Regions from separate parts of the Homo sapiens genome. Here region 1 is linked to region 2. A link is an interaction called in ENCODE POLR2A ChIA-PET data of the cell type or tissue named here. Cell type or tissue: endothelial cell of umbilical vein. All regions are shown on one strand. Each heading gives the region's core, and the rest is flanking DNA. Links, peaks and the distances in the headings are about the cores only. Region 1 overlaps ZCCHC12 (zinc finger CCHC-type containing 12). Region 2 has its middle 46 kb from the start of LONRF3.

Evidence for each region. ChIA-PET counts read pairs that join two places held together with the same protein. Peaks named below come from ENCODE experiments on the same cell type or tissue, not always from the same donor. Only the 100,000 strongest peaks of a DNase experiment are listed, where the experiment ranks them.
Region 1: POLR2A ChIA-PET joins it to region 2 with 5 read pairs; 2 of 35 experiments call an interaction of 5 or more read pairs at or near these places.

Annotation. Positions count from the first base shown.
Region 1 is chrX:118,826,723-118,832,099 of GRCh38, reverse strand. ZCCHC12 (zinc finger CCHC-type containing 12) reads right to left here. Exons shown (of 4, transcript NM_173798.4): 4 at 5,132-5,377. Among named protein-coding and RNA genes, the nearest start is that of ZCCHC12, 5.6 kb to the right of the region's middle. In endothelial cell of umbilical vein, for the core only: no CTCF peak of the experiment used is centred there; no DNase peak of the experiment used is centred there; H3K27me3 peaks cover 197 bases.
Region 2 is chrX:118,925,526-118,930,902 of GRCh38, reverse strand. No RefSeq gene overlaps it. Among named protein-coding and RNA genes, the nearest start is that of LONRF3, 46 kb to the left of the region's middle. In endothelial cell of umbilical vein, for the core only: no CTCF peak of the experiment used is centred there; a DNase peak (open chromatin) is centred at 2,652.

The sequences.
Region 1 (5,377 bases), core at 260-5,259, 99 kb after region 2:
CAAGCTGGCCCGAGGGAGTGCCAGATGAGAGGATACTTGAAGTTTGACAAGGGTTTTGCCAGGTGAAAAGAGTTCCAGACTGATGGAGCAGCACACTGGGGGTCAGAGAGAACACAGATGGCCTGGGGTTTTAAGCCCGTTTTTAGAGCGGCCACATTTAATTTTTCCAATTAGACTCAATGATCTGAAGGCACACCGAGAGCTTGAAATGCAGAGCGTTGTCTTGCAAGTATGAAGCCTAATTTATTCACCCAAGTTTTACTTATGGTCTTTTAACTTGTTTCCAGTTTTCCACTATTACACAAAATAAACTAGGGTAAACATCTTTGTTCATAAAAATTTTTTACACTTGTCCAGCTATGTTCTCAGCATCAATTTCAGCAGCTGTTGGATCCAGGGATTTTTATATTTCAACCTTTGATGCATTTCCTGGTCAGCCTTCCAGCAAGAATGCCTCAATCCTCAGTCCTACCAGCAGTGTGGGAGAGAGACTGCTTGTCCACATCCTCATCAACAGTTTGTTATTTTTAGTATCTTATCCCAGAAATTGTATATAAAAATAAATATGAAGAGAAGATAGTTACAGGCTCTAAGAAGGAGCTTTCCTAAACTGATCTTTTTTTTTCCGTCTTGTTTAATAAAAGAAATGAGACCAAGGCTATGTTACTGTGCAGGCTTTTGGTCGTGAGTATGGCAATTAGAAATTGGTTCCCAGGATGCAACCGATAGAATGATCAGATATATTGTACCCATTAGGAAGGACTTTATAGTATAACTGTAAAGACTTCTGGCTCTGGGGAGAGGCAGATCTGAAGTTCAATTCCAGCCCCAACCCTTACTATCTGTGTAATCTTAGGCAAGTGACAATAACTATGTGTGCCTCAATGTCCTAGTCTGTAAAATGGAGATGATGAACATGTTACATATCTGGAAGAAGAATGTGTGTGAGGCCAACCTAAGTTGTCAGCTCTGGTCTGCAATGAGCTGCTGCAGCTAAGGATCCATACATATTTCCTGCCAGGATGATAACTCAAGACCCAGAGCTAGTCTCGCTGCCTCCTTTTATCCTGCCCCTGAGAACTCTGGCAGTGGCAGGATTTCAGGGTCACCTGAATTGTAAAGGACTCCTGTCAGGGGCCAAGCTCAGTGTAGCTCCTGAAACCAGACTGTCATATCATCAGATTAACACTGAATAAGCACTGTATGCATGGCATGGACAGCATTTAACTTTTCCTGCCCTTCCTTCAGTAGCAGAGTAATGCATTTCAGCAGATGTCCAGTAGCTGCCATTTCTTGAGAGTCTGTGGGAGTCTACAATGGACCAACCCTATGTTAATCACTCATATAAAGGGCACACCTGGAAAGGCAGGCCTTATTATCCTGAATTTTTACAAACCTCAATTTTGTTTCGTGTCACATGCAGATAATAACACCTACATGATAGGGTGCTGTGAACATGGGAGACATGTAAGAAGCATAGGCTTTGGGCCAGGTGCGGTGGCTCACGCCTGTAATCCCAGCACTTTGGGAGGCTGAGGCGAACGGATCACGAGGTCAGGAGATCGAGACCATCCTGGCTAACATGGTGAAAACTCGTCTCTACTAAAAATACAAAAAATAAAATAAATAAAATAAAATTAGCCAGGCATGGTGGCGGGTGCCTGTAGTCCCAGCTGCTCGGGAGGCTGAGGCAGGAGAATGGTGTGAACCCAGGAGTCGGAGCTTGCAGTGAGCCGAGATTGCACCATTGCACTCCAGCCTGAGCGACAGAGTGAGACCCCATCTCAAAAAAAAAAAAAAAAAGAAAGAAAGAAAAAGAAAAAGAAAAGAAAAAAAAAGAATTATATGCTTTGGAGCCAGTCCCCAGGAATGTGACCTTTGGCTCTACCACTAACTAGCTGCCCGACCCTAGGTGAGCTGCTTAATGTTCCAGTTTATTTCCTCATCTAAAATATGTAAAAATGGCAATACCATATGGGGTTAAGATGAGGATTCAAGGAACCAACGCCTTCAAAGAGCCTGATACAGGATGTTTGGCACACAATAAGCTCTTAAAAATAGCAATTTTCTAGCTTGGGAAACATGGCAAAACCCTGTCTCTACTGAAAATTAAAAAATTAGCCGGGCATGGTAGCATGCACCTGTGGTCCCAGTTATTTGGGAGATGGGAGAATTGCTTGAGCCGGGAAGGTCAAGGCTGCAGTGAGCTGTGATTGCACCACTGCACTCCAGCGTGGGCAACAGAGCGAGACTGTGTCTCAAAAAAAATAAAAATTTTAATGATGTTTATTGTATCATTATTATGGAAGGATCAGGAAGAAGAAGAAGAAGATTCAGCAAAGGAGACCGAGAAGTGGGCATCAAAAGGTCAGGAAGCGGGAACTGTGAGGGGGGATGTCATGGAAACGGAGGGACAAGATGCCAGGAAGCGGGGAGATTGTGTAAAAGGGCACTCAGAGACTGGTTTCTTCTGACAAGATGAAATAGCAATTTCTCATCTCTTAGCGACCAATGAGAATGAAGGCAGAAAGGAAGAAAATAAGCCCATATCTTTAAATGAAGGCTATCCGACACAAAATTCTCTAAAAGCCTTTTAGGTAACTCTATTCATCTGATCTGAATGCCCAGGTATCCAATTAGGAAGAATGCATATTTCTTGAATAAACTAAAAGCCAGTGTCAGAGTTTAAAAAAAAAGGGGAGGGGGCGAGGATGAAAGGGAATGAGTCACAAAATAGGTTTTCAAAGCAGTGAAAGCAGTGGTCTATACTGAACATCCAAGCTCACTCCAGTGAAAGGGAAGTAGTGGTATGGATAGGATTTATTCATTTTTCTACTCCCCCTGGTAATAGAAAGAAATAGCAGCATAATCTGTGTCTTTGGACAAATCACTCAACAAGTGTTTATAGAGTAAAACCAAAAAACGTGAACAGGAAATGGAACAATATTCGAATCTGTACTAGATGAGAAGGGTAGATATCACCCAGGAGTAGATTTAGGGAGGAATTAAGGGTTAAACTCTATGCAAGCTGGAGAATGTTGGGGGCCTCTTTGGCTTTGGGGGCCTGAGTGGAGCTGCCACCTGTCTGGGGGTGCACAAGTGGTCCCTCTTGGCTCTGGAGAGACTGAGATTGCTGCCAGGGGCCCAGAGATGCCCCAGAAGGATGCAAGGAGTGGCCCTCTTGAGTCTTTGCTCCTGACCCAGTTTTTCTTAAGCTAAAAGGTCAGAAGCTGAGGCCTGGCACGGTGGCTCACACCTGTAATCCCAACTCTTTGGGAGGCTGAGGCGGGTGGATCACCTGAGGTTAGGAGTTCAAGACCAGCCTGGCCAACACGGTGAAACCCCGTCTCTACTAAAACTACAAAAATTAGCCAGGCACAATGGCGTTTGCCTATAATACCAGCTAGTTGGGAGGCTGAGGCAGAAGAATCGCTTGAACCTGGGAGGTGGAGGTTGTGATGAGCCGATATCGTGCCACAGCACTCCAGCCTGGGAGACAGAGCAAGACTCTGTCTCAAATAAAAAGAGTTAGAGGCAGAAGGGCCCTCCCAGTCTCCTTTTGGCCAGGAGGGTAAAGGAGGCTGAGGCTTAAGGTAAATGTTGAATGCTGTGGGGAGGAGGGAAGGGAGACTGGGCAGAGCCCAGGAGACTGAGCTCCACACCCTCCACCAGCAGCTGTACGTGGCTCCAGGAGGGCAGTGGGCTGGTGGTTATAAGGTCAAATGGTGGGGTCATGAGTGGAGCAGGGGCAATAAGCCAGGGAGTAGCTGAGAGCCTGTTTCTAGAAAGAGAAGCACTTCACGCCAGATTCTTGGCATGGCAGCCCAGGGAACACTTCTTGTAGTGCCTGGCTACCACTCCTTCCTTGGGGCCTCAGACTGAACCCCCTTTGTCCCCACGGAGTGGACCATCAACTGCCAACATAATCAGAACCCCAATACCCCTCCATGGGACCTTCAACCGGAGCCATTTCTGGTACAACACAGCCCAGAGACGAGTTTGAAACCCTAGGGTCTATGATATCTCCGAGGCTCCCTGTCCCAGTCAATGAAGTTGTGAATTGACTGGTCACAGCACTCTCTCCTCTCTCCCGCCCATCGAGCCCTGTGCTTCTCCTCGACACACCAGCACTCACTGCTTCATACTCTATCCTCTCAGCTCCGTGGAGCCCCTATTTCCGGCAGGGCAGACTCCCTGAGGGTCCCAAATCTGCATATTCATTTCACACTCGACCTCTGCCTTAAGTGCAACCACCTCCACCCCATTCCCCAGCCTTGTCCTGCTCGCAAAAATAGGGACCTAGGCACCTACAAGAAACATAGGGACCTTTGGGGCCTGAGGTCACACGCGAGTCCTCTTCTATCGCCCTCCAGGATGAGATGAGGAGGTGGTCCCTCTTTTCTCTCCCTCTCCTATGGATGCCCTTGGCTCTGCTCACATAGAGTGCAGGGCTTCCTGGCTTTCCGATTCCCATGTTCCTTCACGTGCTCCAGCAAATATATTGCTTTTCGTGTCTCCCAAGCTAACTTGGAGTCCGTGGGCTGCCGGTGGCCTCCAGCGCATAGCTTCAGAGTTTATAGGGGAGGCTCTGGCGCCGTCAGGAGTTGAGCCTGCTAATGCTGAGCTCCCATGAGTGGCTGCTCTCTCTTTTCCTTAACTGGGGAGGGGGCAGAAGGTGGTGTCAGCCCACAGGAGAGATTCCTTGTTGTGACCAGGACGTTGTCCAGAGGCAGCAACAGCAACAACAATCTAAGGAATCTGCCCAGATGAAGAACTGCCCATCCCCAAAGTGAACAGAAATGGAGCCCCTGGAATCCCCATATTGGGCTATTACCTCAGCACCGGACTCCCCCATCCCCCATCAGTCTCCTGGGTATATCAGAGAAGAAAGCACTGGTGTTTTGTCAACAAGTGGGTGTCACAATTTGGCTCTCTGAGCGAAGGGACAGGTTAGTTGTGGTAAGGGGGCTCTGTCCTTTTACCTTTGGGAAGTATCTCAGCCCATTTATTTTTTTTCATTTGCAAAATGCGGTTAAAAATCCCACCTCAGAGTACAACCCCCCTTTACAGTTTTTTACTATATTTTCTTTTTTAAAAATTCTTCCTAACAGCACAGACACATTAAGGCAGATGCTGATATATATATTTATTGACATAGAAGCTCACAACATATATTGTTTGGTGAAAAAATACAGATAGAACAGCACTTATATTTCATCACTTTTATCTATGCATATATCTATCTGGGTACATAGGTATAGGGAAATATCACTCATCAAAGGGTTGACAATGATTATATAAGGGTGGAGAGATTTGGGTAATTTGTACTTCACTTTTTGTACCTTTTTTATTGTTCAAATATTTAACAATAAATTAT
Region 2 (5,377 bases), core at 60-5,059:
GGGTAATTTACAAAGAACAGAAATTAATTACTGATAATTCTGAAGGCTGTGAAGTCCAAGATCAAGTCACCAGCAGGTTAGAGCCTGACCTCTCTGCTGCCAAGATGATGCCTCAAACACTGCATCCTCTGGAGGAGAGGAACGCTGTGTCCTCATGTGGTAGAAGAGAGCAAACCCACTCCCACAAGTCCTTTTTTTATAATGGCATTAATCCATTTAGAGGGCAGAGCCCTCAAAACCTAAACATCTCCCAAAAGGCCCCACTTCCCAACACTGCTGCAACTAGGGATCAAGTTTCCAACACATGAATTTTGGGGGATGCATCCAGACCATAGCAAACATTGTACTGGAGGGTCTGGACAGAGAAATTAGAAAATAAAATGCAATAAAAGCTCACAAATGATAAAGGAAGAAGTATTCTCTTTACTTGGAGATAATTGCTCATATGCAGAAAACCAGTTACAATCTAAAAAAAGTTCTAGAACTGAAAGTGAGTTTAGCAAGGTTGCAGGCTACATCATTAATGTTTTTTTAAAATTTCATTTATATATATTAGTAATTGACAATTGAAATTGAAATTTTAAAATACCACTTAGTTCGGGCGTGGTGGCTTACACCTGTAATCCCAGCACTTTGGGAGACGGAGGCAAGTGGATTGCTTGAGGTCAGGAGTTCAAGACCAGCCTGACCCACATGGTCAAAACCCATCTCTACTAAAAATACAAACATTAGTCGGGCGTGATGGCACACACCTGTAGTCCCAGCTACTCAGGAGGCTGAGGTGGGAAAATCGCTTGAACCCAGGAGGCGGAGATTGCAGTGAGCTGAGATCACACCACAGCACTCCATCCTGTGGATCGCACCATTGCACTTCAGTTTTATATACAAATGGTCGTAGAAGCTTTATTTGCAATAGTTACAAACTGGAAAGAGCCCAAATGTGCATCAACAGGTAAATGGATAAACAAATTGTGGTATAGCCATACAGCAAAATACTACTTAGCAAAAAAAGAAAAGGACTATTGATATATATAATAACATAGGTGTGGCCGGGCGCAGTGGCTCATGCCTGTAATCCCAGCACTTTGGAAGACCGAGGTGGGCAGATCATGAGGTCAAGAGATCGAGACCATCCTGGCCAACATGGTAAACCCCCGTCTCTACTAAAAATACAAAAATTAGCTGGGTGTGGTGGTGCACGCCTGTAGTCCCAGCTACTCAGGAGGCTGAGGCAGGAGAATCACTTGAGCCCAGAAAGGCAGAGGTTGCAGTGAGCCGAGATGGTACTACTGCATTCCAGCCTGGGCAGTAGCAAGACCTTGTCTCAAAAAAAAAAAAAAAAACCAGCAACAACAAAAAAAACTAACATAGGTGAATCTGAAAATAATTCTTCTGAGTGAAAGAAGTCAGAAAAAAATTGATGTATGATTCAATCAATCAATGAATCAAAACGTATAAATTCTTTTTTGGGGGGGGTTCTTTTTTTTTTTGAGTTAGGGTCTCGCTCTGTTGCCCAGGCTGGAGTGAAATGGTGTGATCTTGGCTCACTGCAACCTCCGTCTCCGGGGTTCAAAGGATTCTTCCACCTCACCAAGGTAGCTGGGACTACAGGTGTGTGCCACCACGTCTGGCTATTTTTTGTGTTTTTAGTAGAGACAGGTTTTCACCACGTTGGCCAGGCTGATCTTGAACTCCTTGAGTCATCCGCCTTGGCCTCCCAAAGTGCTGGGATTACAGGCGTGAGCCACTGTGCCCAGGCAAAACATAAATTCTTAAAAAACACAAACTAGGCCAGGCGAGGTGGCTCACGCCTGTAATCCTAGCACTTTGGGAGGCCAACACGGGAGGATTGCTTGAATTCAGGAGTTTGAGACCAGCCTGGGCAACACAGTAAGATCTCGTCTGTACTAAATTTTTTTTAAAAAATTAGTCAGCCATGGTGTGAATGCCTGTAAGTCCCAGCTACTTGGGAGGCTGAGGTGGGAGGATCATTTAAGCCCAGTAGGTCGAGGCTGCAGTAAGCCATGTTTGTGCCACTGCACACCAGCCTGGGTAACAAAGTGAGACCCTTTGAGGGTCAAAGTGAGATTGTACACTTAAAATATGTGCAGTTTATTGTATGCCAGTCATACTTCAGTAAAGCTGTTAGAAAGAACTGACCCACACAAATATGTCCAACTGACTTTTGACGAAGATGCAAAAGTAATTTGGTGAAGTGTGAGAAAAGGCTAAGGCCTGACAGACTTCGCCAATAAAAAAGACACTATGAGTGCTTTTAAGATTCAGACAGTTTATTACTTACCTGGGGAGTGAAAAGAAGTGTAGCCAAAGGTGCCAGCTCCCTGTGGTCCTTGTTTCACACACCAAAAAGGATGACATCAAAACAAAAGGGACCTCTTATCCTCTTGTATACCGAGAAGATCACAAGGAGTTCTGCCAAGATTCAGATAAACTGCAGGTCAAGTCTTTGTCTGTGTGGTCTCTGTTGTCAGGTTGCCATGACAGAGCTGTTCCTCTACACATAAAAGCCGCAGACCCTGAGGTTTGAACAGATTTCTCTGGGCAGAGTTATTCCTCACATGGTCCTGTAGTTCACTGCAAGAGAGAAAGCACATCCTGTGTGGCTTCAGATGGGGAAGTCTATGCCTGACCTCTCTGGACTCTGTCCAATGCATGCATTTTTCCTGTTGTTTTTGCTCTGTTTCCTTTCCTTAATAAACTTTAGCAGTGAGTAAAACCTGCTATATTGACTCTTGTGACTCCTTCTAGTGAATCACTAAACCTGGGGTGGTCATGGGACCCCAGAAACACGGGAATTTTCTTTTTAACAAATGGTGCTGGAAAATTTGCACATCCATAGGCAGAAATAAACAATAAACCTATACCTAAGCCTCATACTTTATACAAAAATTAACTCAAATTTGATCTTTGATTTAAATGTAAAATTATAAAGCTTTTAGAAGAGAACACAGGAGGCTGGGCATGGTGGCTCACACCTGTAATCCCAGCACTTTGGGAGACTGTGGTGAGCCGATCATTTGAGTTCAGGAGTTTGAGACCAGCCTGGGCAAAATGGTGAAACCCTGTCTCTACTAAAAATATAGAAATTAGCAGAGTGTCATGGTGCATGCCTCTAATCCCAGCTACTCAGGAGGCTGAGACAGGAGAATCACTTGAAACTGGGAGGTAGAGGTTGCAGTAAGCTGAGATAGTGCTGCTGCACTCCAGCCTGGGCGACAGAATGAGACTCTGTCTCAAAAAAAAAAAAAAAAAAAAAAAAAAAAGCCGGGTGCAGTGGCTCATGCTTGTAATCCCAGCACTTTGGGAGGCCAAAGTGGGCAGATCACGAGGTCAAGAGATGGAGACCATCCTGGCCAACATGGTGAAACGCCCCGTCTCTACTAAAAATACAAAAATTAGCTGGGCGTGGTCGTGCACGCCTGTAGTCCCAGCTACTCGGGAGGCTAAGGCAGGAGAATCGCTTGAACCAGGGAGGCGGAGGTTGCAGTGAGCTAAGATTGCACCACTGCACTCCAGCCTGGCAACAAAGCAAGACACTGTCTAAAAAAAAAAAAAAAAAAAAAAAAAAAAAAAAAAAAAAAAGAAGAAGAAGAAGAAGAAGAAGAAGAAGAAGAAAGACAAAGAAAAAAGAAAAGGCCGGGCACGGTGGCTCACGCCTGTAATCTCAGCAATTTGGTTGGGAGGCTAAGGCGGGTGGATCACCTGAGGTCAGGAGTTCGAGACCAGCCTGGCCAACATGGTGAAACCCCGACTCTACTAAAAATACAAAAATTAGCCGGGTGTGGTGGTGCACGCCTGTAATCCCAACTACTGGGGAGGCTGAGGCAGGAAAATCGTTTGAGCCTGGGAGGCAGAGGTTGCAGTGAGCTGAGATCATGCCACTGCACACCAGCCTGGGCAAAAGAGTGAGACTCCGTCTTAAAAAAAGAAGAAGAAGAAGAAAACACAGTAGAAAGAAAATCACCATGATTTGGAGTTAGGTGAAGGGAACATAGACATGACACCAAAAGCACAATGCATAGAAGGAAAAAACCTAAACATATTGATGAAAAGCTCACAGAACTTCTGCTCTATGAAAGACATCTGTTAAGATGATAAAAAGACAAGCTCTGGGGCTAGGCGTGGTGGCTCATGGCTGTATTCCTAGCACTTTGGAAGGCCAAGGCGGGCCGATCGCTTGAGCTCAGGAGTTTGAGACCAGCCTGGGCAACATGGCGAAACCCCGTCTCTACAAAAAATACAAAAATTAGCCAGGCATGGTGGCGTGCACCCGTAGTCCCAGCTACTTGGTGGCTAAGGTGGGAGGATCGCATGAGCCCAGAAGGTCAAGGCTACAGGAAGCCAAGGTTGTGCCACTGCACTCAATCCTGGGTGACAAGATGAGACCTTGTCTCAAAAAAAAAATTATCTGGGCATGCTGGCATGCACCTGTAGTCCCGGCTATTCAGGGGGCTGAGGTGGGAGGATCACTTGAGCCAGGGAGATTGTGGCTACAGTTAGCCATGATCACACCACTGCACTGCAGCCTGGGCAACAGAGTGAGGCCCTGTCTCAAAACAAACAAACAAACAAACAAACAAAAAACAAGCTACAGTCAGGGAGAACATATTTGCAAATCACATCTCTAACAAAGAATATATATCCAGAATATATAAAGAACTCCCAAAACTCATCTGTAATAAACCAACCACCCAGTTTTTAAATGGGTAAAAGAAGACTTGAACAGACATGTCACCAAAGACAATATACTGGTGGCAGATATATACATGAAAAGATGTTCAATATCACTAGCCATTAGGGATATGCCAATCAAAATCACAACGAAATGCTGTTATGCACCTACTCAAATGTCTGAAAAAGAAAACACTGATAACAACAAATGCTGATGAAGATGTCAAGAAATAGGATCTTTCATATGTTTTTGGTAGGGATGTAAAATGGTAGAGGCAGGCTGGGCGCGGTGGTTCACGCCTATAATCCCAGCAGTTTGGGAGGCTGAGGTGGGCAGATCACTTGAGGTCAGGAGTTCGAGACCAGCCTGGCCAACATGGTGAAACCCTGTCTCTATTAAAAGTACAAAAATTAGCCAGGCTTGGTGGCAGGCGCCTGTAATCTCAGCCACTCAGGAGTCTGAGACAGAAGAATCGCTTGAATCTGGGAGCCAGAGGTTGCAGTGAGCCAAGATCATGCCACTGCACTCCAGCCTGGGTAACAGAGCAAGTCTCCATATCAATAAAGATAATAATAATAATAATAAAGGGCAGAGCCACTCTAGAAATCATTCTGTCAGTTTCTTAAAAAGTTAAATGTAGGCTGGGTGTGGTGGCTCACGCCTGTAATCCCAGCACTTTGGGAG